Regions from separate parts of the Mus musculus genome. Here region 1 is linked to region 2. A link is a loop called in an ENCODE intact Hi-C map of the cell type or tissue named here. Cell type or tissue: heart. All regions are shown on one strand.

Evidence for each region. A loop is a pair of places that touch in the nucleus more often than their neighbours do. Peaks named below come from ENCODE experiments on the same cell type or tissue, not always from the same donor. Only the 100,000 strongest peaks of a DNase experiment are listed, where the experiment ranks them.
Region 1: a loop joins it to region 2, with 4 times the contacts of the local background. A loop is called at or near these places in 5 of 42 quality-filtered maps.

Annotation. Positions count from the first base shown.
Region 1 is chr17:47,221,075-47,229,074 of GRCm38, forward strand. It overlaps a transcript of Trerf1 not described here. Among named protein-coding and RNA genes, the nearest start is that of Trerf1, 5.2 kb to the right of the region's middle. In heart, no CTCF peak of the experiment used is centred here; DNase peaks (open chromatin) are centred at 507 and 4,517; H3K27ac peaks cover 290 bases.
Region 2 is chr17:47,138,187-47,146,186 of GRCm38, forward strand. Gm41589 (a long non-coding RNA gene) reads right to left here and starts at 1,513. Exons shown (of 3, transcript XR_876847.2): 1 at 1,062-1,513. It also overlaps a transcript of Trerf1 not described here. In heart, a CTCF peak has its summit at 1,651; DNase peaks (open chromatin) are centred at 1,755, 2,255, 2,515, 3,005 and 4 weaker places; H3K4me3 peaks cover 4,876 bases; H3K27ac peaks cover 4,705 bases.

The DNA of each region.
Region 1 (8,000 bases), 83 kb after region 2:
TCTGAGCAGCAGAGGTGGGCTCAGACCAACCACGTTGACTCCTAAGTATTTCCACTCACCACCTTTGGGACCCATTCCTGCATCTTGGTCCCCACCCATCCTGTGGCTATGGCTTGTATCTGCCAGCCCACGGCTTGGGGTAGTCTTCCCACTTCCTTTCTGTCTGACCTAGTTGAACCTAGTTTTTCAAGATCCAAGTCAGATCTCACTTCCTCCATGAGACTGTCTCCAACCACTCCCCCCTCCACAGCTCTTCCTGGGCAGTCAATGGCAGGTGACTCTCTGCTGTGCCCCCAGGGTGTCACCTGACTATTCAGAAAGCAGGCTTCTTGAGGACCTGGTAAGAGGCCGTGCATCTGGGTTGATTATGGTCTCTGTGCTAGCTCTCGACGTTGAGAAGTTCAGCATCCCAGTAGTCTTGATTTGATAACTGGCAGATGTCTGGTTTTGGAGCTCACGGAGTGACGCGGGTCACGTGCGGTGACTATGTGTTACCCGGGGAGGATTTGGCCTATCTCCATGTGATGTTGCTTAATTTCATTTCTTTTTTCTCTATTCCTATTTTCCACCCACCCCGTTTGCTTAGATCCTCTTTAGATGCTAGAAGGATGCTGGAACTGCAGAAAACTGGTCACAGCCGGCGGGAGCTGAGTCTTTTTACTTGGGTTCCTCCTGCCATGCCCAGATGGAATTTGACATTTCTAAGTGTCTTGGGGTTCTTTCTGCCTGGCACTGTGTATGCCACAGTGTTCTTCCTCTTAAGAGGTGTGACCTGAGAACCTTGTATCTCCCTGCCAGCATGCCATACTCTGTGATTCCCCTGGCCTTAAACTCTCAACTCGCTTCCTGCTACCTGGAATATTCATTCATTTTTCTTCTTTGCCTCAAGAGACATTAGGGAGTGATGGGGAGATGGAGGGTGAGGGAATCCATGGTCTATCCCTTATGATCCTAAGATTTTTCTAGGCTCCCGACATCCAAGCTGTAAGTTTGCCTGTTAAGTGGAGTGTATGTGGTCAACCTAGACTTGTCATGCTAAGAGGCAGCACGGTAACAAAGATGGAGACCAGAGGAGACACACAGGAGAGGACATGGCTTGTGTGGTCCCTGTACTGGGCATGTCACTCATGCTGAGATATCTTTTCCACATCTGTTCTTGGGGACCCACCATGGTTCAGGGATGAATTGGCGTCCAAGACTCAGGGCGCAGAAGCCAAGAGGGCCTGATGGGAGAGTCATCCATTTGTTAATAAGGGTGTGGTTCCGCAGTGCATGCTGGGACCTGGCCTGGCGTGTGCCGCTCATTATATACTCATCCTGGACCTACTCTGGTGCTTGTCTTTGGGTCTGAACTGTCATGATTCTTAGACACAAGCTATCAGAAGTAATAAAGTTTACAAAGAAAGGGGGGAAGGTCAGTTCGTGCCACCTGTGACCCACACAGTGTCATTTACATTTTGAACTAGCATATACACTTCCTGCGCAGATTTTCTGCATTTACAAAGCAGTGTATTTATTGTATAAGCCGTGCCTCTATGTCTGTGGCCTTTTAGTTATTTAATTAAAATTCTGTGTTTGTGTGTACCAGCAAACACATGTCACAGTCCGTGTGTGGAGTTCAAACAGCTTGCAGGAGTTGATTGTACCTTTTGGGTCCCAGGGACCAAACTTGTGTTGTCAGGCGTCACAGCAACTACCTCTGCCACCAGCAGCAGCTCTCTGGTTTTTATCCACGAAAACCAACCAAACAAACAAAACAACTTGTTGGCTCTGAGTCTAAGCTGGAATGTAAAAAGTGCCCTGCCTCGGCCCTCTACCCCATAATACTGTGCCTCAAAGATGGTTCCCCATTTACTGTTACCAGGTTGCCCTCGGTTAGGGAGACATGGAGTAAGGCAAATTGAAAAGCTTAGGACGAAGAGTGAGGTTGGGAATGTTGTCTCTTGTAACCTCATTGTGTAGATGTCAAATGCAGGCTGTATGAAGGGGTCAGAGGGACTGGGAAGCAGTTTGTGGGCATAGAAGGAACTTTCAGAAAAGTTGTGTGTGTGTGGAAGGAGGGAAAGGAGGCATGGAGACTTTCTGAGCCTGGCACTGTTAGGAGAAGCAGGGGCGGATTTGAGCAAGATGGTGGTCGGAGGAGGGGGTCATCTGTAGACTTCCTTCTTGGGTGGGGATGGGGGTGGGGGCGGGTGGGGTAGCAGAAGGTAAGTGAGTCACAGGCTCAGGAAGTGGTCGTAGTAATTGCTAGATAAGTGTAAAATGCTCCACGAAGAAAGCCCAGCAACTCTGTGGTAACCCCACTTACATTTAAGTCAAGTCTGTGAATGTCAGAGCCCGGAACAGGGCTGGCCTGAGAGTTTTTTATATCAAATTTGGTTTTGATTTTGTCTTTGGTACCACTTTGGACTTTTCCTTAACTTTTTAACTTTCATGGTTTTTGTTTCAGGTGCACACGTATGTATGTGTGTACACGTCAGTATGCATGCATGCACATGTGTATGTGTGTAAGTATTTTTGTGGTTCTGGGGGTAGAGCCTTGTGTATTCTAGGCAAGGGTTCTATACCTGTGCCACATCCCTAGCTTCCCTTAATTTTTTTTTTAAGATATTTTATTTACTTACTTTAAAGGTTTGTGTGTCTTACTTTATCACATCCCTAGCTTCCCTTAATTATTTTTTTAGATCTTTTATTTACTTACTTTAAAGGTTTGTCTGTCTTACTTTACATGTATAAGTGCTTTGCCTGTGCACTATGTTTGGGTCTGGTGCCCCTCGAGGCCAGAAGAGGGGATCGGATTCCCTAGAACTGGAGTTGTGGATGGTTGTGAGCTGTAGTTGTGCCTAGTGCATGCTGGGAGCCAAATCTCCATCCTCTCCAAGAGCAGCAAGTGCAAGCAGCAGCGCCCAGAACTCAGCTTTTAAATTTACTTTAATTTTTTTAATGTATGTGAACACATGCACGTATAATATGTATGTGGAGATCAGAGGACAACCATGGGTTCTGGTCCCTAGGCTCCTACTGTTTTTCTTTCTTTTTTTTTCTTTAGCTAGTGTCTCTGACTGACCTGGAGTTTCACTACGTAGGCCAGACTAGATGGTCCTCGACTGTCTAGCAATCCTCCCTTAACCTCCCATCCTGCCGTACCTGAGACTGCAGTATCTGCCACCACGCCCAGCTTTTTACACAGGTTCTGCCGAACCTAAGCCCTCACACTTGCAAGACAAGTGTGTTACAGACTGAACTATCTCCCATCACAGTTTTAAGAAAAATCTGTATTTGAATAATCCTCAATTGTGATTATACATTAAAATCCTGGAAAACTAGAAAAATAAACATTAAAAAAAAAAAAAGACCCAATCTTGCTGCCAGGTTCCTCACCCCAAGCCAAATGTATATGATAGACGCTGGGCACGGAAGCTAGGAACTCGGAAAATACAACCACATAGAGCCAGTGTTGAGAACCTCTGAATTCTGGGCCATCTTAACGATTCATTTGACTTGGACTTCCCAGGAGCTCGTGAGGTAGGTAATCTGAAATGTTCTATAATCTTGTTCCTCTTGAATACCACGAGCAAACATAAACATCTGAATGCCAAGAGGTCTCCTTGGCTAAAAAGACATATTTTAATTTATTTCCATGTACTGTGTGCAGTCTCTGGGTAGGCATGCACTTGACCTGTGGAGGCCAGAAGAGGGTGTCAGGCTCCCTAGGAGGGGCAGTTATAGGTCATCGACAAAGTTCTGGTCCTCTGAGAGCAGCATTTGCTCTTAACCATCTCTCCAGACCCTGAGATCTTTTTTTTTTAATGAAAAAAAAAACATTGTCACTCTCATTAGGCTCGTGGTCTAACGCCCAAAGCCTTCGTTAATAACTCAGAACCCTCTCTGTAGAACCAGATGAGATTTTGACCCCATTGAAAGCATGGGTTTGAATCTTTTTTTTTTTTAACTGACTTACTTTCTTTTCTTTATTGTTGTGGTGTCTGTGTGAGGGTCTGTGTGAGGGTTTCGAATCCCCTAGAACTGGAGTTACAGACAGCCGTGAGCTGTTTTGTGGGTGCTGGGAATTGAACCTGTGTCCTCCGGAAGAGTCGCTGGTGCTATTAACCACGGAGCCATCTCTCCAGCCCAAATCTTTAATTTTTGTATTGCTGTGTTGCAAAAACTTAATGGGCTGGAGGCCTGGGGCCGTCTTTATCTGCAATGAAAACCTAAGACATTGAGAGTGGAGATGTTACTGGCAGTGTTTTTGCTAGAAGAATTGTGTGCCCCGTCACTTCCAAACTAGCATGGTCAGAGCGGGGAGGCGGATCTGATAGCAGGTCTGCGGGAGTGGGAGGTGTTTAAAGACTTTGGTACTTCTTTGTCTTTATCTTGAAGTTTTTGGTTTTGCCTCTTCCTAAATGAGTCATTATTTAAAAAAAAAAAAAAAAGGAACCTAACTTGGGGAGGGAGTGGAGGAGCCACTGTAGGGGGTAGTGACTGGAAGCCTTGGCAGAGCCTGCAGTCAGGTGACTGTGTATGGGCTACCCTGCCTCTGCAGAGCACTGGGATTCTAGTCGAGTGCCTGCTGCCACACCCAGTTTATTTGGTGCTGGGGATGGAACCCAGGGCTTTGGGCAGGAGAGTCAAGCATTCCTACAACTGGGCTAATCCCCAGCCTCTGCCCGCATTCTTTCTATGTTTCTCATAAACTTCCTGTTTGGATCTGTATGAGGCCACCAGGCATCCTTGGGTCTCACAAAGGTCTGGAGCTTCTCCAGGACCTGGCCTGGGCTAGCCTGGGTGTCTCCCCCTCTCTACCTCCTCTCCTCCTTTGCAAGCCTCGCCGGGAAGCGCTCTGTGGCTTCTGCACTTGTGTCTATGAGTGATTGCGAAGAGAGGATGGAGGGCTGGGAGGGGGAGGGGAGCGGCGCGAAGTGGGTCCCTTATGTAATGCCAGGCTCCGTGAAGGATGTATTTATATACTTCTTGTTTTATTTAGGCCTTACGTTCACTCATGCAGAACCCCAGATCAAAGCAGCTAGGCTCGCAGCCAGAGGTTGAAGCAGCTGGGCAGCCGGGCTGGCCTTGCATCCACCCCAAGCCTTGATTCCTGAGTTCCTGCTACTTCAACCGAGTCAGGGGGAGCAAGCCACCCCTTGGCTGGCTTGGGTAGATCTTGATTCTTTCCAGGCACCTTAGTAGACAGTATTTCCTTGACTACCTTCATATTCTCTCTGGTTGGGGGCTGGCGTTGTTTGTGTGGGAGGGTTTGATGGTTTTTCAGTACTTGGCCGATTTTCCTAGCTCCCAGGCCTTCTCCCCTTGAAGCCCTCGGGATCCCAGCTTGCTTGCCTGGTGGCCCGTGCAGACTGAAGTGAAGTTGCGTGCATCTGATATCCAGGATGTGGGGCGATCTTCCAGCCCAGGGGCACCTGGCATCGACTCTTCTGGCGACCATCAGCTCCTCTCAGCTAGCGGGCTCACGTGGAAAGTGCTTCCTTTGAAGAAGGCCTGAGATGGGACATGGGCGTGTCTTGGGACACACGTGAGCAGGCAGCTGAAGAAGAATGCTGGGGCTTTAAGACTGGGGCAAACCCATCAAGGCAGAGAGAGGACAGTCTAAATCTGCCTCCTCCTTCTTTTCTTTCTTTGTGAGATGGCTGCTAGCAAGTGACAGGCTGCACGGCTTCCTGAAGGGGGAAAGCAGATAGATGTACCTGGTCCTAGAAGGCCACTGTCTTGTGAGGCCCTGAGAGGACCAGAGAGGGCTCAGGAAACCAATGGATTGGAGTTCTTACTCAGCAGGGCCTCAGGTGAAGTCCAGGAAAGACAGAACACCATGAAGTAAAATGCTCACTCTTGGGTCCTGAACAAGGCATTTGGGAGGGGTGGGGAGTGGTATTAAGGATTAGATGGAGCAAAAGGGCCTCCCAGAAACAAGGCCTAAACAAGACTCCGGTGTCATTTGCAAAGGAGGGATGGCTGTGGAGTTTTGATTTTTTTTTTGGGGGGGGGGGGATGGTAAGCCAACCAAGCCAGGTGAATAAAGAGTAGGATAGTTAAAATAATGCCAGGTGAAGTTTTACCTGGATGTGTGCATAGTAAAAGGGAAGGTTGGCGGGTAAGCTTGGCGATGTGTATCATGTCGTACTGTTTTCCGTGGACATGTGGTGTGTGTGTACGTTATGATTCCCAGAAGCTACTTACTTAAAGCCAGACGAGGTGGTACACACCTGTCATCGATCCCAGCACGCCCTTAGTGGGACGAGAGGCAGGGACAGACAAATCCTCAGACGATCCCAGCCCAGCTCAACTGCCGTTCTATCAACAGCATAGAAAGTGAAGGCTGACACCTGAGGTTGTCTTCTGAACGGCACACGAGTGTCCTGGCACCAGCACTCACTCACACACACACACACACACACACACACACACACACACACACACACACACACACAGATCCAAAGGCAGGTCGCTCTCTCCCCAGCCCCAATCATGTTGATTTTTTTTTTTTTTTTTTTTGGTTTTTCGAGACAGGGTTTCTCTGTGTAGCCCTGGCTGTCCTTGAACTCACTCAGTAGACCAGGCTGGCCTCGAACTCAGAAATCCGCCTGCCTCTGCTCCCGAGTGCTGGGATTAAAAGGCATGTGCCACCATGCCCGGCTACATTGAATTTTAAGAATGAAAATGCTGAGGGCTTAAACCAGGAAGGTTTAAATCCAGTGGGGGTTCATCAACTGCCTAAAAGACTCTAAGCAAGTTACTTTAAAACTCATTTTTGCCCTCTGTGAAAAATGCTTCATAGGACACTTGTGTGAAGACTTCAACTTCTGACAGACCCAGCTCTTAGGTAGATATTTTAAAAACAAACAAACAAAAAATACGTGTGTTATCTCTTATAATAGCGTCATGGCTTTTGTAAGCAGCTGGAACCAGGGACTGGGACGTGAGACTTTCCTGTCAGAATCTTGGAGAAGTGCAGTTTCCTGGCCTGACAGATGCTGTCTGCAGCCCCTCCCATTTTATTTGTGGAGCACTGACGGTCGACCCGACCTGCTCAGAACCCCATAGCAGTACAAGTCACATCCCTATCAAACCAAAACCATCGTTTCTGGCTGAAACCGGGCCGGAGAGTTGCAGGGCCAGAGTCTCTCTCCAGTTAGGGACAGGGCTATGACAGAAGAAGGCCCGCTTTTAAGGGTAGGCCTGAGCTTGAGGAATACCAGGCTGAGAGGTAGGCCACGTCACCTCCACCTTCAGTGAACTTGCCCTGTCTGCTAACTTCACTTCAGACAGCCTGGCTCCATTGGCTCATAGGAAGCCTGCCAGCCAGGAGCCCCTTGTACCTGTCTTATCGCCTCCTTCTGCACTCTGGTCTCCTACTCTGGGGAGAAATGGCCCTCTTCCTACATAGAACTCTTTCCCATGCACCGATTCCTTGACCTACTATGCGCCTGGAACCTTATCCCGTGCATCTCACAGCAGGCAGGGTTAACTCAGCCCTCGTCTGGACAGGTAGACCAGTATCTCCTGGCTTTGTTCCTTTGCTATTGACCATGAGAGGTGGGTCTGGCCCAGAATAGGCTCTCGGTAGAGTGTGCGGCAGGCAGGTGGCTCCTGCCTTCTGTGGAAACTGTCCCTCCAAGGCCTCCCTCCCTGGGGCCTCTCTGTTGCACACTGATAGAACATCAGTTCTTTTTGTGTGTGTGTGGTTTTTCGAGACAGGGTTTCTCTGTATAGCCCTGGCTGACCTGAAACTCACTCTGTAGACCAGGCTGGCCTCGAACTCAGAAATCCGCCTGCCTCTACCTCCCGAGTACTGGGATTAAAGGCGTGCGCCACTACTTCTTATCATTCTGAAACCCACTACTTTTGACACTGGCAACAACTTCCTTCTTTGTAGTTCTTTTTCTCTTCCTTCCTTTGATCCACGATAAATCTTTCGACTGTTCCCCCCACCCCCACCCCACCCCCGGCACCTACAATGTGCCACGCTCTGTATTTCCACAACA
Region 2 (8,000 bases):
CTGTGTAGTTGCATGAAGCAAATCCACAGCCTTCTGCAGCCTGTGGTCTAGGAGCCCCGGCAAACCTGGGTGGTAAAGGTCTGTATTATGACCCGGGGCCAGTTACTTAACTCTGCAGCCTGGAACTCCTTATCTGTTAGGGTTTCTTATCTGCCCCAGGGAGGAGCTTTTGTTTGGAGACCTTTTGTCTCTTGGTGCTCTGTGGGTGTGAGTGTTGACCTTTGGAGGTGGAGAGACTCAGGTTTGTAGGAAAGGCAGGGCGATGCTTTCTCCATGGTCTCTAGAGGAATCCAAGCCAACTCGCTCAGGGAACCGTCAGGCCCTGGGGCAGTGGTGGCTCTCAAGCTTAGCAAAGGGCCTTCCTTAGGGCCAGTTCCGTGATAGCCTGGCTGCTAGAAGGTCTGGAGAAAGGCCCGCCAATCCCAGGGAGTCAGAGATGAAGGTGTAACTTCTAGAAGGGTTCTTGGAGATAGGGGAAGTGGACTGGAACACTGAAGGTCTAGTAAAATCAGGTAGGTGAATGGTTAGGGAGGCCACCCCCCTCTGGAACAGAGCAGTGGCAAGGCTCTGACTGAAGGAAGAGAGGGCTGCAGAGATGAACTACGCCCCCCACCCCACCCCACTCCCCGCGCAAGGCGGGTGGGGTTGCTTCAGAACCAGGAGGGACTTGCAGGGTTTAAAAGGTTACGGTAAGCTGCAGTGTGGGACACTAGTGTCTTAGTAAGGGCGGCAGTCTTAATGGAAGCAGAGGATTGGCAAGGTAAGGGTGAGCAAGCTTTGCTCCTCTTCGCTGTCCTTGGCTCTTTGCTTAGTCGAAAGGACCGGGTCCCGGGCCAGAGGGTCACTGAGAGAAAATAGACCCAAGCCTCTTTCTGTTTCTTTCAGAGGGTCTTCCTGGTTCAGGTGTTTTAGAATTTATAGGATTAGATGAGAGGGCTTTCCAGTGCTGAAGATGGAGAACCGTTACCCCTCCAAACACACCCACCCACCTACCCACCCACGCACGCGCGCGCGCGCGCGCGCACACACACACACACACACACACACACGCGTATACACACCACCTCCGCGGCTTTTGGCAGCAGCCTCTTCAACCCATGACCTCATGCTTTAAGCTTCCATATAGTTTTTCTCCCGCCCTGTCCACACCCGGAGCCCAAGTGGGGGTGGGATGGGTCAGGGACAGTGGCTTATCTCGCGCCAGATTTGAGGAGAAAAGGGCACACGATTCCTCCACACAGGGGAGGGAAAGGATGGTGTAACTTTTCCTCGTGGGGAAAAAAAAAACCCTCGTTGTCCTACAGATCCTCCAACACTGAAGTCTAGATCTCCGCGCCGGGTGGCTGTTTTAGTTGAACTATCTTTGGTGCACGTTTCCTCAGACTAGAAAAGAAGTACGGAGATGGTTGGAGATGCCGGGGATGTTGGCCTAAGGTCGTGGCACCTGGACTGATCTGCAGTCCCAGGACGAGGTCTTGTTCAGATCCCTTTCCATTTCCGAGGCCAGCCAGCGGCCCCCCCCCCCCCCCCCGCCCCAGGGGGGATCGAACCCTTGGCTAGCCTGCCAGCCGGCGCCCTGCCCCCTTGCTCGCAGCTGCTCTCCGTTTGGGTGCAGCGGTTTTCCCCCGCAGAGCAGGAGGAGGAGACAAACCCAAGGAGGGGGAGCGACTTCAGGGCTCGGGTTTCTGCAACCAATGCCGAGCAGCCCCGGGCGGCCCCCCGGCGGCGGGCCCTCCTCCCCGGCACCACGTTCCACAGTCATGGCGCACGGCGAGGGGCGGACGCAGGGCCGCACCCGCGCCCCCTCCTCTCCTCCCTCCCTCCTGCCCGCCTCTCTCCTAGGCAACATCCCTCCCAGACCCAGCGGAGATGGAGACCGCTCCCCGCCCCCAAGGGGCAGAGGATGGAGGCGCGAGCTTCTCCAGAACCCTCAGATCCCTTCCTGGGAGCACCCCCAGGCCCTAGAAAGACCGGGGGATGCGGTGGTGTTGGTGAGGGTTCGAGGCACAGTCCTTTTTGCAGCCTGCCTGGATCTTGGTATCTTTGCAAATCCTTAAATAAACAACAATAAAAATCTCCCAGCCCGAGTCGTTAGATTTGCAACGCGCCTTTTACAATAACCGCGACTGCGACGCAGGAAGCAATCCTGCAATGGGTCCGGAGTGGGAAGGCGGCAGCTTCCCGGCCACCAAGCTGCTCTCCCACCCCTCCCACTCCAAGGGGGCCTCGAGTCCCCCACCCCCTCCGGGGATCCGAGTCTCTGCTACACTCCGGGGACTGACAGGTCCTAGGCTCGTGGTCCCATCCTCTCCAGTTCAGAGACTCGCCAGCTTACAAAAGGTGCAAGCTCACGTATACACTACGCGGAGCGCGGAAAAGAAGAAAAAAAAAAAGTCGTCCGTGCACCGGCTAGGGGAAGGCTGCGAACAATGCACCGGGCGGCCCGCGCCTGCCGGAGCGCGGCGCCCCGGGGGACAGGGGCGGCGGGCGGGGGCCGCGGCGGAGAACCCGCCGCGCTGGACACCTTACTTCCTGCTTCCCCGCCCGCCGCCAGCCCCAGCTCTGCGGAGGGATATCTCTCCCCTCCTCTGTCCCTCTCCCTCTTTTACCCGCCTGTCTGCCCCCCTTTTCTGACCCCCCCCCCCACTCCACCCCGCCTTTCTCCTTTTGCAAGAAAATAATTTGACAGTCGATTTGCTGACAGGGGAGGAATTTGCATCCTGGATTTAAAAAAAAAAAAAAAAAAAGGCCGAGAGGAGCTTAGGAACGGTTGCTAGGGGTGGGTGATGGGTGAAAAGGGGTGGGTTGGGGTGCTGGGGAGCGGATCCGGAGGGCTCGGGGAGGGGGCCATGCAAAAAGGTAAGGCCAGGTTAGCGCTGCTCGGCCCTGAGTGGGCTGCGGCCGGGGGAGGGGCGAGAGATACATATGTATTTCTGTCTCCCCAGCACACCCCCTTCCCTCTATGCGATGGCTGAGAGGCGGTGCATGCAGATGGGGAGTAAGTTTCCTGGAGGGGAGGAGGGTGGATGCACGCGCGCAGCCCGGCGCTGCAAATTTCCACCGGGGAGGGAGAGAGTGGCTGGATGCGGAGAGTTTGGAGTTGGAGGGCAAGGAAGGGAGCAGGGCCTGGGGGAGGGGGGAAAGAGGGGTGCTATTGGTGCTGTATCTGGGAGTAAGTTTCCAAGGACGAGAGAGCCTGCACGCTTGCTTGCTAGCTAGTAAGTTTCTGGCCGGGGAGGGCGCGTGAGGAGGAGGGGGGTGTGCATGTATATAGAAGGGGGGAGGGGGGAGCAGATTTCCTGCGGGGAGGTTGAATACATATGGAGAGGAGATTTCCTGGAGGGAGGGTTGAGGCGTAGACCGGACCGAGTAAGTTTCTTGCTGGGGTGGTGGCTGAAGGTGGTGAGTTGGTGCTTTAGAAAGCCCTGAGCTTCCCACCCGGGACTCAGGGGGGAGGGGGCCGTGCTGTGGGAGGGAGGGGCGAGGGGCCAGGTTCCCTGCTTGGGGAGAGGGGCTTGCATCTGGGGAGTATGTTTCCTGGCGGAGCGATATTTGTTTACAGGCTGAGGGCAGTACTGTAAATGAGTAGCTGCGAGAAGGCGGCTGACATAAATTAATATTGAAATTATTCCATCAGCTCGGCTCGCCCCCCATCTCACCCCCCCAAGTGGAGATTGGTCGTCTTGTCGGATTGCCCAGGCACTTGTTGCCGAAACAGCCAAGGTAGGCGAAAAGCTTATTAAGTTTCATTTAAAAAAAAATAGTTGGGAGGAGGGATGCTCCGTAAGAAGATGGGGGTGGAGTGTGGAGGGAAGCCTGCGGGGGACACAGAAAGACAAGTCTCCCGAGGCCTCTTTACTTTCAGTACGTTAGCAGGGCCTTTTCCCTGCTCGCCTTCTTCCCTGTTCCCTCTCCGGGCTCATAGCATCCCAGCAAAGGGGGAGGGGTGAGGTGGGCGGTGTAACTGGCAAACCCCAGCTTAAAGGGTGTCGGTGGTGGGTTTGAAATTGAAGGTTGGTATATTATAAAGCCTCCATTCTTCCAGCCAAGAAACCGCAGGACCCTAGGGATGTGTCTTTTGGGGTTTTTGACATGATACATATGTGTATATATGGGAGTCTGCGGGCTCTGTGGGGGCTGGGTAGTCCCCAGAAGTAAGTGTGGCCACCCAGGTGGGAGAAGTGTATAAGCAGGCGAACTTGCCTCTTCACTCCCCAACTTCAGTCTGTGAGTCTGGGAAGTTACTGCTGGTGGGCTGAAGAAGCAGAAATTACAAACCAAAGCACGGTTTTACCCACGGAGGCAGGCTGACAGCACCTGGTAGGCAGCCTCTGGCCAGCGCCTGGCTGGAGCTTGCAGCCCGCCATCCTTGGGTTAAAGAAGAAAAAAAAATATGCCTTGGGGTTCCGGGCAGGTTAGAGTCAGCTTGCTGTCAAACTCCTCAGACAAATGTTGCTTTGGTAAGTGAAGTGTTTGTGTTGTAGTCAGTGCTTGGTCTTTCGTGGTCCTGGACTGTCTTGCTAAGTGTGTGGAAGTCATGCTTCAACATGACCAGTTCAGGCATGGCCCAAGACGTCAGCAGAGCATGCCTGGGAGAAGCAGTTTCCTTGGCCTTTTCCTCAGGCAGCCGAGGTGATTTAAAAAAAAAAAAGAAGAAGAAGAAGAAAAATAGAAAGAAAGAAAGAAAGAAAGAAAGAAAGAAAGAAAGAAAGAAAGAAAGAAAGGAGTTTTACATTGTCCCAGGCAGTGACAATCGTTTGCTTGCACCCTCGGTACTTCTCATTCAAGGAGTTCTGTGGGGAAGTGTGCTTTGTAGCCCACTCCGACAAGATGCTTGGAGGAGCCAGCACTTAGCTAGTTAAACCAGCAGTCTTTGCCTCTCCTTGCTCGCTTTCTTGGCTCGCAGCCTACTGGGTTCTGCAGATCCTTTAACTTTGATGGGTGCTGGTGTGGGGAGTTGAACTTGGCCAGGAGAATTTGAGCACCAGGGGGTCTGGCCAGGAACTGGTTAGTAGGGATATGGCATAACCACCCAACACCGAGGTTAACTAAAGTCGGTTAAGCTTTCCTGAGTTCTGTAAACAGGTTTTGAGTTTAGAAAGGGAAAATGGGTTAAAAAACAAAACAAAATAATAACACCACCACCACCACCACCACCCCCTTATGTTACTGATAAACAGTCCGTTTTTCCTTCTCTCCTTCCTCCCATCAGGCTTCAGGATCAAGGGATTAATATTTGGCAGATTGAGAGTTGAGTTAGTTCGAAATCTTAGTGCCACCTATCACATGTTCCCAACTAGGCATTAGCTAAACAAATTAGCTGTTATCTTTAACTGGGCTATTGGCTGAGTCTGATTGGGTGTATACGCTCAGAGAGTAAATAAGAATTCCTCATGTGTGTTTATTCCAGGGTGGAATTATTTACATGTCTAACCTGGGAGCCAAGAATGGGTTTTTTTTCCCCCTCTTAACATTTATTTTATTGTCTCGCTTTTGGCCATTAATCAAGTCACAGTAGCGCCCCCCCCCTCCGCCATTCAACTGAGAATGTTCTCGTGGTAATAAAGGCTTGAAGGCCCAAGAATCATAATTCATTCTTTTTATAATATTGTGACAATTGTCAGGATTTGATTTACAGGAATTGATACCCGGAGTGACACACCCCTTTGGGCCCCGCCCTTTCAGGCATGTCCATTTTCGCCAACTGATTGTTTAGAAGCTAGCCTGACATGTTGGGGGGGGGGGAGAGGAGGAGGGAGGGAAGGCGCCTTTGCCTTATGCATTATAGGCACAGAGAAGATTAATTTTGTAGGTTCCAGAATGAACGTGGGTCTTTTCACAGCTTGGTAAGCAGGCATCCACGTAGCAGGCATGTGCTAATATCAGAGAGCATTGACAGAAGCTTACTGTGGAAATAGTCAGTCTAGCAGCTGTGCAGAGAGCACTCTGTTAACCGGCCTGTGCCTGTGCTATTTGTTGAGTTCAGAGTTTAAATTATAAAGAGGGGAGAGAGGAGAGGGTGTTGTGTTCCGTGCCTCGTATATTAAAATGTGCAGACACGGAAAACAAAGCTTATTTAGAATTTTCTCTTTCTTTTTTGATGTATGGGTTTATCGTAAGAACACAAAGTATTGTTTTTCTCTCCCTAGGCAGGGTGGGGTGGTGCATAGAAGAATTTGCCAAGAGGCTGATAGGGTGAGAAGAGCTAAAATTGTTTATATTTAGTAGTTGGTTTGAGTTTGTGGGCATTTGTAACGTGACAGAACTTCTAAGGTGGCTGTATGCTCAAGGCAGGCCAAGGTGAATCTGAAAATGGATAGGGTACCAATTTTTAGCCGGTTCTGCATATGGGGGTTATTGTTATTATTTTTTTTTTAAAGGATAGCTCTTTGGGTTCCAGCTTTATTCTAGAGTCACGTGGAGTGAGAACCCAGAGCTCTTGACACTGTCTTCCTGGGCCAACGGCCAAATTGCTTCATGGACTCAGGGCGAGTTGATTAACTTCTGTTTTTTGTCTTCTCCTGGAGAAATGGATTTGTACGTTGGCATTCCACAAAGGCGCTTGAGCGGCCTGGCAACTGTGCCAACATGTAAAAGCCATTACTTAGGAAAGCCTGCTGTTGGTGTAGAGTCCCTCATTCATTTACATCTTATGGATTTTTTTAAAAATACTTTTAATTGTGTTTTTGTTCGTGAGTCTGCATGTGGGTATGTACACATGTGAGTGCAGATTCCTGCTGAGGCCAGAGGCGTGGGGTCTCCTGGAGCTGCAGTTATAGGCAGTGGTGACCCTCCTAGTGGGTGCTGGGAATGAAGTTCCGGTAGTCTGCCAGGAGCAAGCAGTTAAGTGCCCTTCACTACTGCTGAGCCACCTCTCCAGCCCTGTTGTAGATTTATTAAAAAAAAAAATCCTAATTATACGTGCTGCTGTAGAGGGAGCTTGTACTTTCAGGCACCCAAAATAATTTCAGTTCATCTTCGAAGTTTCCTCTCCAGCCAGCTGGCTGGATGATCTAATGCTGAGTCAAGCTTGAGGTTAGTTAAGCTGTTGTTCCCGGGCAGCAGGTAGCTTTGGGGAGGCGAAGTGGACCCTCAAAGCTTAGTGTGAACTTGCCTGATGAGCTCACATGTGGGCTATTGCAATTCGTGCGAGTGGTGATAGGGTCCTTACTGACTGACGGTGTATGGTGACTTCCGGGACCTGGACTGCCACTCTGGGCTTTTCGGGAGAAAGCTCTAGATGGTTTTATTGACTTTGGATATTGACCCAGAAAAAATAAGGATCCAGACAGGTGCTCCAGACCTGCCCTGGAGCCACACATTTCTGAACTCACGAAACTGTGTGGCTGAAACAGGGAAGAGGGCTGGAGTCCTCAGAGATCTTGTGGGAAGGCTACAATCTTAAAGGATCTTGTGGGTTAACCGTATTTTTAGATTTTCATATTGGAGAGTAACTGGTGAGGTTAAAATATAGTTGAGATTTTTCTCTTTATCCCCACCCTGTCCGGAAAGGGACTAAAACCCGCCGGATTGCAGTTACTGGTATGCTTATCCACTGATGGATATGGGCGTGCGTGCCTGCGTATATGCGTGCGTGCTTGCGCGCATGCGTGTGTGCATACGCAAGCCAGATGTCAGTGTTGCCTGTTTCCTCCTCAGGTGCCCTGTCACCTTATTTAACTTATTTATTCATTTGACTTTTATTTGTGTATATGTGTACCCCTGCGCATGCGTGGCGGTCTAGGGTAGCTTGTGGGAGCTGATTCTCTGCTTCCACTTTGTGGGTTCTGGAGGTCAAACTTAGGTTGACAGTCTCTGTGGCATATGCCCTTACCATGTGTCCCCACCTGTCCCAGGCCTCGGTCCGGCCCTTTTCACTTTAAATTTTGAAACGGAATTTCTCACTGAATCCGGAGCTCATTCATTCAGTGGCTGGCCAGTGAACTCCGGGACCCCATCCTCCTGTCTCTGCCTCCTTGTGCTCCACTATAGCCCCATGC